2 separate regions of the Homo sapiens genome follow, and region 2 is linked to region 1. The links are chromatin contacts, found by Hi-C or POLR2A ChIA-PET in ENCODE. All regions are on one chromosome and are shown on one strand. The core of a region is the stretch at or near the end of the contact, and the rest is flanking DNA. Distances in the headings are between cores, read along the strand shown. Region 1 holds the start of CAMSAP1 (calmodulin regulated spectrin associated protein 1). Region 2 holds the start of PPP1R26 (protein phosphatase 1 regulatory subunit 26).

Region 1 (7,255 bases), core at 206-2,705:
TTTCCTGCAGAGAAGGGGCCACAGTTCTGACTGTGCAGGACCTGTCTGCATCCCTCCATGTCCCCACCTCCCATTTCCTACCAGTCCTTCCAGCTCCTGCGTTCTCGACTTAGTGGCCTCTACTGTGTTTCTTACACTCCAGGCTCTCGTGTCTCAGAGGCTCTGTCTGCCGTGCTCCTTGCTCAAGACAGTACTTCTGCAGATATCCTTACCCTCGACGCCCACGTCCCGCCGGTCTTTGCTCAAATAAGTGCCCTCCTCCTATGGCTTTCCTTGACCGCTCTGCCCTGTCCACCTCGTGTTCTTTTCAGACGGCTGACTCAAGAAAAAATAGACAATCTCAACAGACCTATAACAAGTGAAGAGACTCAATTAGTAACCAAAAAACTATGAATCAAATAAGTCATCAAAAAAGCCCAGGCCCAAATGGCTTCAAGGTTGAATTGAAGCCTGCACGTGGGTTGGTATGTGAATGACGGACTGCCTGGGTCCTCTGGGCACCTGGCATTTCATACATGTTCCGCCTCTGGCACGGGGTGTCTCGACCAGGTACAGACAGGCTGGGAGCCCCGCGCCGGGCGCCCGCTCCCTGGAAGCTCGACCTCTCCCTGCCGTCAAGGCGCCGGTGGGCGGCACGTGGGCCGGCTCTCCCGGGGGCAGTTCTCTATTTCGCTGGTGAGGTTCTCAGACCAAATCCTCGGAATGCAAACTCTCACGGCGTTCCCGTAATTCTCAGCCCAGCGCGGGCCCCGACGCAGGCTCCAGGGGAACGAAGTCAGCGTCCCTTCCGGGGGATGCGCCGGCGGGGCCGCACCTGTTTCTGCCTCAGGGGTCCAAACGCCCACCTTCCCTGCACCGGGACGGGGGTCTGGAGACTGGCACGTCCACCTGGTGCCCGTCTGCTGGGCTGTCGCCTGCCGAGGTCGCCGCCGGCCACACCCACGAGGTCCCCAGGGCGCCGGCGGCGAGACCTCGGCCGGCCAGGGGGCCGGGCTGTGGCTGAGGTGGGACGAGCCAGGGCCGGGGAGGAGACACGGCGCTAAAAGAGGGCAGCTGCGGGCTCGGCAGGATCCCCGCCGCCGACCCACTCCACCCACCCCGCGCCGCCCACTCCCCGCTGCCTACGCCGCGCTCCACACCGCGGGCCTTAGAGCCTGAGGAAAGCAACGGGGCAGGCGCGGACCAGGGCGGGTCCTACTGCGCCTGCGGAAGCGGGCGGGGAGGGGCGGGTCGACGCTCACTGCGCCTGCGGAAAGGGGCGGGGCAGGCACAGGCCTGCGGGTGCCACCTACTGCGCCTGCGGAAAGGGGCGGGGCGGGCGCGGGCTGGCGGGCGGTGCCTACTGCGCCTGCGGAAAGGGGCGGGGCAGGCGCGAGAAGGGAGCGGAGCTGGGGGCGGGGTCGAGGGCGGGGTGGCGGGCGGTGCCTACTGCGCCTGTGCGAGGCCCCGGCGGTGAGCGCGCTCCCGCTCCTTGGCCACCGCCTCAGCCGCTGTCGCCGCCGCCGCCGCTCACCCGGGACCGCGCACGCGCTGCCACCGCCCCCGGCCCGCTCCCGCCCCCGCGCCCGCCCCCGCCCCCGGCCCGCGCCCTCCTGCCGCCGCCTCTTTGGGCCGCGGGCTCGGCACCTCCTCCGCTCGGGCTCAGCGCCCGCAGCATGCAGCAGCCGCGGGGGCGGCGACGGCGGCGGCTGTGAGGTGAGGCGGGGGCCGCGCTCGGGCGCCCCTCCCGGCTGGCCGGCTGCGGGGCCGAGTGGTGGCTCGGGGCGCACCGGGCCCGGCGCGGCGAGGGGCGGCGGCGCCTTTGTTGCGGCCGGGCCGCCGCCTCAGCCCTTTGTCTGCAGATGGTGGACGCGAGCGGCCGCGCCGCCGCCGAGGGCTGGAGGAAGATGGAGGCCCCGCCGGACGGCGCCGCCGACCTCGTGCCCCTGGACCGCTACGACGCGGCGCGCGCCAAGATCGCCGCCAACCTGCAGTGGATCTGCGCCAAGGCCTACGGCCGAGGTGGGCCGGGTGAGGGGCGCGGGGCGGGGGCCAGGGGCGCGGGCCGGGGCCGGGGGACGCGGCCGGGGTCCGGCCGGGTCGGGGTCCGCGCGCCGCGCCTTTGTGCCGCGTCCGCACAGGGTCGGGGCTGGGCCGGCCGCCTCCGAGGTCCTGGCGGCGCCCGGGCAACGCGGAGCGTGGGGACGCGGTCACCTGGCGAGTGGGCGTCCCTGCGGCGGAGGGCGGCGTGGGTCGGGGCTTCCGCTCCTATTTCGGGAGTGCCCCCAGCCTCCCGTTGGCGGCGGCGGCGGCGGGAAGGAGCTGCCCGGTTCTGGGCGCAGGGAGGGACCATGGGGACGCGGGGCCGCCGTCTGAGGCGCCGCTTCCCGGCGCGCCGGGCATCGTCCAGTGCTGGACCTGTGATTCCGAGCCTTGCACTTGTTATGAATTTTGATGCTTACAAGCTGTCAGCTGTTGAATTCCCCAACTAGAAATTGCGTATTCCGCGCATTGTGCTTAATCATAATGATCCCCTTTGGTTAATTCCTGTTTGGAAGAACTAGGTAACCTTGTTACTCAGTCCAGTTTGTTAGGCCCTAATGTGCTTAGTGGATTAAGACGCTTCTGTTTCGTGCCCTGGGAACAGGACAGACCTAGTGATTCTCGTCAGTGGCTGACTTCTTTATTAATTTCAGGTGCTTTGTTTCAGGTACAATTAAAGGTTAATATTTCTGCAATCCTCTTTTCATTTGAAGCATTCTTAAAATATTTGCCTTTATTCTGGTGAAAAATTACCCTTTTTAGAGTAAGACTAAAGGAGACAGCCCTTCCAGAGAAGAGTTCAGTTGACCAGTTTGGAAAACGCTGAGTAGGCGTTGCCCTGTTTGACAGTGGCCTGTGCCCCAGCTAGACTCGAGTTAGTCATAAGGACAAACGCGTTTTGTAAGTTTTAGGGATTAAATAACTCGCCTTATTTCAAACTGGTTTTTGTACTGTGTAAGTAGTAATTGGGAAAGAGTTTTTCCTTTGACAGTTTTCAGTTTTACAGTTCTTGTTTACTGGCTCAGTGGAACCTTAGTTTCTGTGTTGTAATGAGGAAGAAACACTGCTACATCCAAGACTTCACATGAGTTTTTGAGAACGGAATTGGTAAGATGTAGGTATGAAACTTGAGTCAGGTGCAAAGAACAGCCCGAGAGCGGACGCCTGGGTATCTTGCAGTCACTGCCGGCTGCGTGGGCTCACCTGCCTCACACCTTGTGTTAGTCACTGTTTTGCTTTTCTTTGTATTTTGCCGCATGTGCTTACACCACGAACTAGTTTTTACACCTTTGCCAATGATGTCTCTTTCTGAGACTGGCTTTTGTTATTCCCTTATCCCACGTTACGTTCTTAGGTTCTTCTTGACTTCATCTTCACTTTTCCACATTTCCGCTGCTGTGGAGTGTCTCACTGAGGACTGTTCACCGCAGCTGCTCGTGGGCGCTGGCTGGGCTCCCGTAGGTGCTGTGGAGCCCAGTGCATTCTTGGGCATGGCTCCTGGGATCCGAGCACAAAGTTTTACTCCTGCATGTTTTTTAAGATTTTATATGTGGAGAGGGCTGAGGGCTCAGGCAGCGGATGTTAGACAAATTGCTATAAAAAGAACTTTCACGATCTGCTTTCCAATTTCTTTAGCAAGGTGCATGCATTTTTTATTTCATTGCATTTAGCTTTGGCATTCAGCATGGGATTTGTCAGCCATCCAGAAATAAGTACGCGTGTCTCTGTGTTAGTATTGGGTTCGTCTAGTTTCACTTCCGGTACCAGGTCACTCTTTAATCCTTGTTGACTCATCGGATGATGAATTCACAATCTGATACTAACATGGGCTTTTGAGTTCTGGAATTATTAAAAGGTGGGCATTTAAAGAAAAGAAACATGAACAGGAGCTGGAGAAGACTGGACACCATCTTAGGAGCTGAGACTGGAGTGCCCCTTACTGGTGGGTGACAGTGCCTTCGCACATCAGACTCCGATTTTAGGAGGTCTGGTTTCCACTTTTTTTTTTTTTTTTGAGACGGAGTCTCGCTCTATCGTCCAGCCTGGAGTGCAGTGACGCGACCTCAGCTCACCGCAACCGCCACCTCCTGGGTTCAAGCGATTCTTCTGCCTCAGCCTCCCAAGTAGCTGGGATTACAGGCGTGCGCCCCCACTCCCGGCCAGTTTTTGTATTTTTCGTAGAGACGGGTTACTCCATATTGCCAGGCTGGTCTCGAACTCCTGACCTCACGATCCGCCTGCCTTGGCCTCCCAAAGTGCTGGGATTACAGGTGTGAGCCACCACGCCTGGCTGGTTTCCACTTCTTTTTGCCGAGAGAGGGCTTTTACATTCTATAGTTTGCTTCACAGGGGGAGCATATGTAATTACAAAAAAAAAAGTTTTTAAGCCAGGTGTGGTAATTTATACTTACAATTCTAGTGACTCGGAGGCAGAGGTAGGATGATCACTTGAGGCCAGGTGTTTGAGATGGAGTCTGCCTGTGTTTCCCAGGCTGGTCTCCAACTCCTGGGCTCCAGTGATCCTCCTGCTTCAGCCTCGTGTGTAATTTTCTTTTTTCCTTTTTTTTTTTTTTTTTGTGGAGGACAGGGTCTCGCTCTGTCGGCCAGGCTGGAGTGCAGTGGTGTGACCTCGGTTCACTGCAACCTCCGCCTGCCGGGCTCAAGTGATCTTCCCTCCTCAGCCTCCCGAGTAGTTGGGACTACAGGTGCACCACCACGCCTGGCTAACTTTTGTATTTTTTGTAGAGATGGGGGTTTTCTTTAAACAGTTTTTATTTTTGTAAAAATGGGGTCTGTTTGCCCAGGCTAGTTTCGAACTCCTGGGCTCAGGTGATCTGCCCGCCTCGGCCTCCCAAAGTGCTAGGATTACAGGCATGAGGCACCGCACTTAGACCTCCTGTGTAAAACTGTGTAAAAATTGAGACTCTCTTTAAATTTACAGGTTGGAGAGATCGTAATTCAGATGACCGAAATACTTGCCTCAGCTCAGCTGAAGTGATTTACGTTGTTGGGGTCACAGCCTAGGTGTGAGATTCGCTGCTACCCAGTGTGGCTGTATCTTGTAAGAGACTGAGTGGGGAGGGGGTTTTGGTAGGACAGTGTGGGTCCCCCCAACACTTCTTCTAATCCAGCAGCATTTGCTTTGTTTCTTCTTTTGAATGTCTCCATGTACCTCTCCAGCTTAGTTTTCAGTTAATCAGACATGGTTCTTTCAATATGGATGTTTTAATTGGAAATCGCTTTTGGGGGTATGATGGTGAAAGTGGCTTCAATATTTAACTTGTTAAAGGCTTGTTCATTAGGTTGCTAACTAAAGCCCATCCTCCATTTGTGTAAAGATTGAAAGCATTGAAAGCCTGCTGAAACTCCAGGGCTGGCTGCTGTCTTGTTTTGCATTAGCCTTTTGAGATTTTTGGTGTCCTGGGGCCACCAGTCTGCCATTGTAGTAAGTGGGTGGGCTCAGGAGAGCTTGCCCTTGGCGAGGCCTTGTGGCATATGGCTGTGCAGAAACACTTCCTTCAGTTTCATTCGTTCCTGGGGCCACAGCCAAGAATTGTGGCCGCCTTGGGCTTTTATTTTTAGGTCCCCCTCCCTTTCTTTTGGTAACTCTCTTGTTTCATTGACAGTGTTTGCATTTTTTAAAGAAATAATGTATTGGACATGTTGAAAATTGTCCGCTTAAAAATGTCTATAAGAAGGTGCAGAACCTGACTAGTCATCACATTTTGTGGTGATGTTTGAGTGAAAGTTGTAATAAATTGGTGGAAAGTTGAGGCGGTGGCTGAAGTTCCCTTTATTTTACCGCATAGCACGCTGGACTAGAGCAGTGCAGTCCTGGCGTTGATCTCGGCCACTGTGCGTTTTGTACATGCCCTTAGGAAACTCAGAGGTATCTAGGCCTTGGTTTCAGGGGACAATGTGGAGAGCAAGCTTTTATTATCTCTCAAGGACAATGTTAAAAAACAACCCAGGGCAAGTACTAGCATGCACTCAATTCTTTGCAAGGATGTCGGCGGTGTAGCTCAGTGGAAACCAGGTTTTCCTTTTGCTTGCAGAGCCAAGCTGCCCTGAACCCTAGGGCACTGGATGGGAGCTTAGGGTTCGCCAGTTCATCCCCTCTCCTTACTGACAGCACGTGGCCCTGTGCAGAAGCCACATGGCCTGCCCAGAGGCACACTGTTGGGAGGAATTGTCTGATCCCCTCCTTTTTTTCTCTTGCTAGAGTAATTCGAACTACTGATTTGGAAACCATGTTATGGAATAAGAAATCAGTGTGAGGATGCTGTGGCCTGTGAAGCCTGGGTTTTAGTCCCCATCTCAGGGACCAGCAGTTTCATGATATAGGCAACAAGAAGAGTTTACACTCCGGTTTGCTAACTTGACATGATGAGCAAAATCCCTTTATAATCAACTCCAGAGGGTCGCCATATTGTTTCCTTGTAGTGACTTTTCGTTAAAATGAAATCTGTGCTCAGAGCCCCTTTCCACCTCCAGAACTTGCCCTCCTGTGTAAAACTGTGTAAAAATTGAGACTCTTTATTTAAATTTACAGGTGAAACCACTGCGTGTCTTCCTCCCTGTGTTGGCAGGAGGGCAACAGTGGTTGGAGTCTTGGTGTGAAGAGGCTGCTCTTGATGGCAGCACACTTGTAAGCACATTGCCACATTTCTGAAGGTGATGACTTGTTCAGATTATTGGTTTATGAGTTTAGATTGTATATTTAAATCGTCTTTGGTTGTTCTTGACAAGGGATTTGGGTGTTTCTGACATGGGGGTTACAGAGCATCTTCAAATGCTTCCTGAGCACCTGTTAGGTGGTACTAAATACTGTGGGAGTTGCTAGTTGGTCCAGCTAGCATGACCTTTCCTCTGCAGAGGTGTCCTGAGAACCACCTGCTGCCTAGTTATGTGTGCATCTCTGTGAGGCCAGGGATTATGGTTGTCCCACTTACTGCTGTGTCCACAGTACAGAGTGCTCAAATACTTGTTGAATGGTTAGCCCCTAAGAGCAGAGGGGAGGGCAGCTGGCTACAGCCCTGTGCAGAGGAGAGGTGTCTTCGGGTGTACTGAGTAGATTAACCTTGTTGAGGCGGAGGATTTGTGGACTGAAATAGTAAGTGATTAGTTTGGAAAATAGTCTGGGGCCAGATTGTTTATGGTGCTCAGGTTGGCTGGGGATTTCTTTGATGATGTTCGCCTGGGAGGGTTTTTAAGTAGGGGGATGTCGTGCCGA
Region 2 (7,231 bases), core at 3,340-5,839, 430 kb after region 1:
AACAGCATGTCGGGCTCACAGAGTGGAGAGAGTTGGGTGGAGCCCAACGTCCAGCTAGCTGGGTGTCCTTGCACGACTTACTCATGCTCCTGGGGCCTCGGATTCCTCAGCTGGGAAAGGAACAATTTACCTGCTCCAGCCCGGGGCTGCTGGGAAGATTCAGTAAGAAAATGTTTCCAACCACCCTCCACGGTGCCGCCCGGGGCACGCACGGTCATCACCTCCCCGCTCTTCCCTTCTCACTCCGGGCTTCCACCTTCTCTGTAAGAGGGGAGAGGTTTTATTTACCTCCAAAGTTGGCAAGCGGTACCCATGAGACAACGTCTGCAAATGCTTCTTTGCAGCTTAAAAAGGATGACTAGAAACCCAGGATCAGCACGCCGTCATGCGTAGGTTCATTCTTGACCCAACCGACAAGCTCCTGGAACGGAAAGTTGTATGATGTGAGCCACTCAGAAATTATTTCCCCAAACATCTTGAAGGGCTGCTTTTACTAAACCCTCTCTATGTTAAATGTCAAATGTAAATTTGCCAGGTGGTCGCATGGGACTGCATTGTTATTCTTAGCTAACTAGCACAGAAGTCACCCTGAACACAGTGATGTCCCCCTTCTCATCCTGCGCTGCCAGATTTCAGACCAAAGGTGGCTGCCTCAGCACAAGTGCTGGGCTGAGCTTGGGACACTTTGAAGACCTGCTCACGAATGGCCTGGGGATTGCCACTGCAGGGAGGAAGCTCAGGTGGATGGCAGTCACTTAGAACAATACCAGGGATACTGCGCAGCTATTCATTCTTAACACATTGCTCTGATACCCACCTGCCTACCCCAAAATTGCAGTGCAAAGCGGTTCTTGTGCAAGCAAGCCTCCAAGGCTTATGGACACTGAACTCCCCTTGGCTCAGAGGCTGTGGCTGCCCTCAGGACCTCAGCAGTGGGCGAAAACTGGCCAGTATGTTTTGCCTCTGTTATGGATTCTTCTTTACCAGGAGCTTTCTCCGGTTAACCAGGCGCTTCCTTCCTGACAAGCACATAATTGGGTATTTACATGCCACCATCTTTTCACAAAAACGTGAGGCTGTGGCCAGGTGTGGTGGCTCACGCCTGTAATCCAGCACTTTGGAAGGCCGAGGCGGGTGGATCACCTGAGGTCAGGAGCTCAAGATCAGCCTGACCAATATAGTGAAACTCCATCTCTACTAAAAAAACACAAAAATTAGCCGGGCATGGTGGCGCATGCCTGTAATCCCAGCTACTTGGGAGGCTGAGGCAGGAGAATTGCTCGAACCCAGGAGGTAGAGTTTGCAGTGAGCTGAGATCATGCCACTGCACTCCAGTCTGGGCGACAGAATGAGACTCCATCTCAAAAAAAAAAAAAAAAAAAAGAAAGAAAGAAAAAGAAACAAAAGGTGAGCCTGGCCACCTACACACAGGTGAGCCCAAAAGGGGTAACCAGCAATTAACCAGGGGGTGAGACAGATTCAGAAGTAAGTCATTTGCTAGCACCAATTTGTGCCCTACAAGGGAAACTAAAATACAAGAATTACTTGAAATTACTTGAAATTCTGTGAGTCCAGGTTGACTGTGATGAAATGGCAGCCAGTGTTCCCACACGGCCCAGAGATCAGGTCCTCATCACTCCACTTACACACCGAGGCATTCTCTCTCTGCTTTTTCAATAGACTTTTGACTACCAGAATCAAAGAGAATCAGAGGCATCTAATTACAGGCTGAAGCTACAGTTGATAAATTTTTTTTTTTTGGAAAGAAATATCATTAACTTAAGGGCTCAAAATTAACTTTTGAAGGAACTTACTCTAAGACATTTAACCACAAGTACAAATATATTTAACTTAATGTATTAAGACAAATACATTTAACCACAAGTAATGTATAGCTATCCTGGACAGCAGATCTGATGCTGGCTGAAGTGATGGGGATGGGGCACGTATGTGACGTTATCTGCTAGTTCTCAAATTCTGGCCACCCACTGCAGCCCATGACATCCCCCATAAAGTCACCTTCTGGAGAGATTCCCCACTGACACAGAGCACTGGGGGACCAACAATGCGAGAGGAGCTCTTTCACTGGCTAGCAAACCCACGCCTGCCTTACTGTAGGTGTTATTCAAATTGCCTCTGCAAAATGACATAAATGACAAAACATTTGCATTAGCCTTGGGCTGAGGAGCGTCTAAATTAAGACTATTGACTCCTTAAACAGCAATACTACCTTAAGAATACTACCTTAAATACTACCTTAAGAAAACCGGCCCAAGTCAGTGTCTTTACACTAGATGACAAGGTCGGGGAGGGGAGTTTTCCTGGGGAAATAGTCTGTTCTCCACTAGCCACATTTACAGCTTCTGACTGGTTGCAGAGAAGGCCTGGACACCCAGTGAACAGTTTTCTAAGTTGTCAAATCACCTAGTTCAAGAATGGTATTAAAAAATCTGGCCAGGTGCAGTGGCTGACGCCTGTAATCCCAGCACTTTGGGAGGCTGAGGCAGGTGGATCACCTGAGGTCAGGAGTTTGAGACCAGCCTGGCCAATATGGTGAAACCCCTCCTCTGCTAAAAATACAAAAATTAGCTGGGCGTGGTGGCGTGTGCCCGTAATCCCAGCTACTGGGGAGGCTGAGACAGGAGAATTGCTTGAACCCAGGAGGCAGAGGTTGCAGTGAGCCGAGATCGCGCCACTGCACTCCAGCCTAGGAGACAGAACGAGACTCCATCTCAGAAAGAAAAAAAAAAATCGAGGGGGGTCGTCTCCCCAGGACAGCTTGTGGCTTTAAAACATTATGCGAGATGAATCATTCTTGAAAAGCCCCCTGGGTCGGGGATAGTGGCTCACACCTGTAATCCCAGCACTCTGGGAGGTGGAGGCAGGTGGATCACTTGAGGCCAGGAGTTCGAGACCAGCCTGGCCAACATGGCGAAACCCCATCTCTACTAAAAACACATAAATTAGCTGGGCGTGGGAGCCCACGTCTGTAGTTCCAGCTACTCCAGGGGCTGAGGCACGAGAATCGCTTGAACCAGGGAGGCGGAGATTACAGTGAGCCGAGATCAGCCATTGCACTCCAGCCTGGGCGACAAAGCGAGACTCTGGCTCTAAAAAAAAAAAAAAAAAAAAAACAAGAAAAGCCCCCTAATCAGTCCTTAGAGATAGGTGTGGGCCCAAGCCAGAGGTGCAGGCTTTGTCAAATTGCTGCCTCAGGATACGGTCTTGAGGGTGGCTGTGGGGACACCCAGCACCTGCACCCCAAGGCCACACGGTGTCAGATTTTAGGAAGCGGTGGAGAACACTCGGGTACCTTCTCGGTCCAGACATCAACCTTCTGGAGAGAACCAAAGCACCCACACTGGGCCCTCGCCATCCTAACAGTCTGCCCACCTGTGAGAAACGCCCCCAAATACTCTACATTTCTCGGTTGGCCGAAAAGCAGCTCAGCCAGCGGTCTTACCTCCCAGGTGGGGTTTCCCCCCAGGGTAGGGAGGCCAGGGTCTGCAGGCCAGGGAGAGGAGCCCCGGTGCAGGAGCGGGCGGGGCAGCAGGAGGACCCGCTCCAGCCACCCAGAAGTGGGCGTGGGCTAGAATTCAGCTCCCAGCCTTCCAGAAGCTGCAATTTTACAACCTCACTACAAGCGTCCCCCAGCAAAGCTGCACCGCCATTTCCTGTGCTTGGGAACTGAAGGCAAGGTGAGCCCCTCCCGGCTGCCCCGGCCCGACCTCCCCTGACTCCCAAGCTTGGGCTACTCACGGCCTGCGGGCTGGGCAGGGTCCCCCAAGGGAGCTCCCCTCCCCGAGGGCGCGCTCACCCTAGCCGCTGGGATCGGCGACCTGGTCCTCGGCCCGGCGGGAGTGAACGCCTCCCAGGGAAGAGGCCGGGCCTCCAAGCAGGTCTGCACCCCCGGAGTTATGTTTCTGGGATCCGAGGACTAGCGAGCTTGGGGCCCGGGAGAGCGGCCACCCTCCCGGAAGCTCCGCCTGGCGCAGGGCGTGAACCGCAGTCTCCAGGCCGGCCGGGCCGCGGCCATTCTCGGAGGGCAGCGGCCGCCCCGGGCCGGGCCAAAGCTCCCCACCGCGGGCCCTCACCTGCGCCTCACCTGGGGCTCCAGGAGCGCGGGGCGCGCGGGCCGAGAGTCGCACGGAGGCCAGAGACAGGATCCCCGCCCGGGGAACGGAGCAGCCCCGGCGCCGATCCCCGTCCGCCTGCCTCGGGGAGCCCCCGCCGCCCGCCCGCCGCGGCCTGCACGGCGCGCCGGCCCCGGCCTGGCTGGCCCTCCTGTCCCCGACCCCCCAGCTTCCCAGCCCCCGAGCCCCCCGGCCCCGGCCCTGCACCCGCTCACCTCCGCCCGTCCCCCGCCGCCCGCCGCGCGGACCCCGCCTGCGCCCGCGTCCCACGTCCCGGGGGAGGCGGCGGGCCGGGGGCGGGCCGGAGGCTGCAGGGCCAGCGCGCTCCGCCCTCGGCCGGGGCGCGGGGAGGGGGCGCAGGGGCGTCCGGCCGGGCCCCCCGCCTCCCCGCCTCCCCGCGCGCCGCCGCTGCCGCCGCCCCGCGCCCGGGCCGCGCCGTGGGAAGCGCGGGAGGGGAGGGGCGGGGCGGGGGGCGGGGCGACCCCCCCAAGCCGCCCCCTCCCCGCGACCTACCGGACGGTGGCGGCGGCGGCCGCACTCCGGAAGCCGTGCCCGTGGCTGGGCATCATGGGAATGGCACGGCCGAGTTCCGGGGGAGGCGCGCGGCCCGGCCGGACCCCCGCCCGCGAGAGCGCGCCCACCTGCCGCCGCGCCCGCGCCCCGGGGACGCCCCCGCCCCGCCCCGCCCGGTTCGGACGCGGCCCCCTCCGCGGGGTGCGGGGCGAAGGCGCTTGGGCCGGGCCGAGCCCCGTGCTGCCCGCCTCCCGTACCGCGGCCACCTCCGGGGGGCGCGCAGGGGGCGCGGGGTCGCCGGGAAGTTCTGGGCGCGGGGGGCGTGGCCGTGGGAAAGCGCTCGGAGCCGCGGGAAGGGAGCGTGCGGGGCCCCGGCGCCAACCGAGTTCCTCCCCGAAGTTCACGCGGGGCTCCGGGCTGAGACCGGCCCGCCCGCCCCTCCAGCCCCACAGCCTTGGGCCGGGGTCGGGGGCGGCCCCCGCGTGTCCCCGCGGCTGCCCCACCCGAGCTTGCGGCGGGGAGTGGACGCACGACCTGCCCGGGGCGGCGGCTCCTCGAGCACACCTGCCGCCAGGTTCGGGGGAGGGAACAGTTTCTAGGAACTGCCCCGGACCTTGAGGCCGCTGCTGTTTCTGCTTCTGCTGTGCACTGACCATGTGACCTTGAAAGTCTTCCCAGTTTTGTTTTATAAAAGGTCCAGGGTGTGTGCCCGAGGCTGGCGGTGGCCCGGGTGTGCTCAGCATCCCCGGGCGGCGGGGAACGGGCAGACCCGACTGGATCCTCCCTCAGCGCCCACTCGTGGAAGGGGCAGATGGTGCGCAGGGGCACCGCGCTGCTTCTGTAAGCCCCCTGGGCCCTGATCCACACGTGTCTGGGAGATGAATTTGTGGGTTCGGTTCCTGTCTAGAAAGTGTCAGAGATTTGATAGGATCAAAATCAGAGACTTGCCTTGGAGGGGTGCTTCTAGTCATGCCAGCCTGGGAAGCTGGAGGGCCAGTTTTGGGTCAGGAAACCCATTAAAGAATTGTTTTAATGCCTTCGTGAATTTTTTCAAAAAGCAATTTTTTTTTTCTCATGAAATAATACTCTTTCATTACCAAACTTTGGGGAGATGATCTAATTAATAAGGTGACTTCCCAGAGACATGGGCTGTTAAGGTTTTGGCATGCTGCTTCACAGTTTTTAAAACAGTGCTGTGGTGAACAGCTTTCATGATGCCTCCTTAGAGCGGCTCTGAGCATTTCCTGCGGGCAAATCCCTAGAAGAGGCCGGCGGGCCAAAGACTATGCTGCATTTTGCCAAAATGCCCTCCAGAAATGCGGGGCCAGCCTGCCGTCCACCCACTGGTGAGCGGGCATGCCCGCTTGCCTGTCCTCTTGCCAGCCCTGAGATATGTCATTGCGTTATGTCTTTGGCAGTCTGATAGGCGAAACAGCCCTTTTCATCACTTGAATCCTAATTTCTTTGACTGCTGGTGATGTTGAACATCTTTTCATTTTATTATTGGCCATTTGGAATATTGCCTGTCTGTGTTCTTTGCCCATTTTTTATTTTTCTGTTGGGCTGTGTGTCTTTTTCTTAGGGATTCTAAGAGCTTGTTACCGTAAGGAATTTAGCTCTTCTCTGTGCTGTATGCTACTCTGTACAAGAGCGTAAATGCAATGTATGGTCGGGCGCGGCGGCTCACCCCTGTAATCCCAGCACTTTGGGAGGCCAAGTTGGGCAGATCACCTGAAGTCAGGAGTTTGAGACCAGCCTGGCTAACATGATGAAACCTCGTCTCTACTAAAAAATACAAAAATTAACCGGGTGTGGTAGCGGGTGCCTGTAATCCCAGATAATCGGGAGGCTGAGGCAGGAGAATTGCTTGAACCCAGGAGGTGGAGGTTGCAGTGAACCGAGACGGTGCCACAGCACTCCAGCCTGGGTGACAGAGCGAGACTCTGTCTCAGAAAAAAAGTGTATTGTACAACAGTACAATAACACAGAATATTGTACAGTAGTACAATATACTCTTGTACATTGCATTTATTTTTCTGTCATTTTTCTTTTGACTTTGGATTTTGGTTTTTTGTTTGTTCAACCTTTTTTTTTTTTTTTTTTTTTTTTTGAGACAGGGTCTTACTCTGTGTACACCCAGGCTGGAGTGTAGTGGCGTGATCATGGCACTGCAGCCTCAACCTCCCCCGGCTCAGGTTATCCTCCCACCTCAGCCTCCCCAGTAGCTGGGACTACAGGTGCACGTCACCACGCCTGGCTAGTTTTTGTATGTTTTTGTAGAGATGGGGTTTTGCCATGTTCCCCAGGCTGGTCTTGAACTCCTGGCTTGAGTGATCCACCCTCCTTGGCTTCCCAAAGTGCTGGGATTACAGATGGGAGCTACTGTGTCCTGCCTTTTTATTTTTTTACTACACACAAGTTTGAAGTTCTTCTGTAGCTAAATCAATCAAGTTTTCTTTTGTGGTTTCTGGCTTTGGGGTAAGGCCTGGAATAGCTTTTACCACTCTAAGATTTCATAATCATTCACCAGTTTAATCCCTGCATTCCAAAGTAAGAGAACAGTGGAGGGCATGGAGGGGTGTGAC

Evidence for each region. Hi-C counts contacts between places; a loop is a spot of excess contacts on that map. ChIA-PET counts read pairs that join two places held with the same protein, here RNA polymerase II (POLR2A). Pooled maps may share reads with other maps.
Region 2: a loop to region 1 is called in a pooled map, with 5 times the contacts of the local background. The contact joins the promoter of PPP1R26 here to the promoter of CAMSAP1 in region 1. A Hi-C loop is called at or near these places in 1 of 168 maps with a recorded cell type or tissue (ascending aorta) and 10 of 50 pooled maps. POLR2A ChIA-PET finds 5 or more read pairs at or near these places in 1 of 52 experiments (HEK293).

What each region holds. Positions count from the first base shown.
Region 1 is chr9:135,901,746-135,909,000 of GRCh38, reverse strand. It overlaps CAMSAP1 (calmodulin regulated spectrin associated protein 1), which reads left to right and starts at 1,455. Exons shown (of 17, transcript NM_015447.4): 1 at 1,455-2,001. The coding sequence starts at 1,842. It overlaps CAMSAP1-DT (CAMSAP1 divergent transcript), which reads right to left and starts at 1,168. Exons shown (of 2, transcript XR_007061860.1): 1 at 82-1,168. RefSeq lists silencers at 887-1,566, 1,607-1,716, 1,797-1,866, 2,267-2,316 and an enhancer at 2,963-4,162.
Region 2 is chr9:135,477,140-135,484,370 of GRCh38, reverse strand. It overlaps PPP1R26 (protein phosphatase 1 regulatory subunit 26), which reads right to left and starts at 4,589. Exons shown (of 4, transcript NM_014811.5): 1 at 4,349-4,589; 2 at 1,556-1,688; 3 at 289-421. RefSeq lists silencers at 3,948-3,997, 4,008-4,067.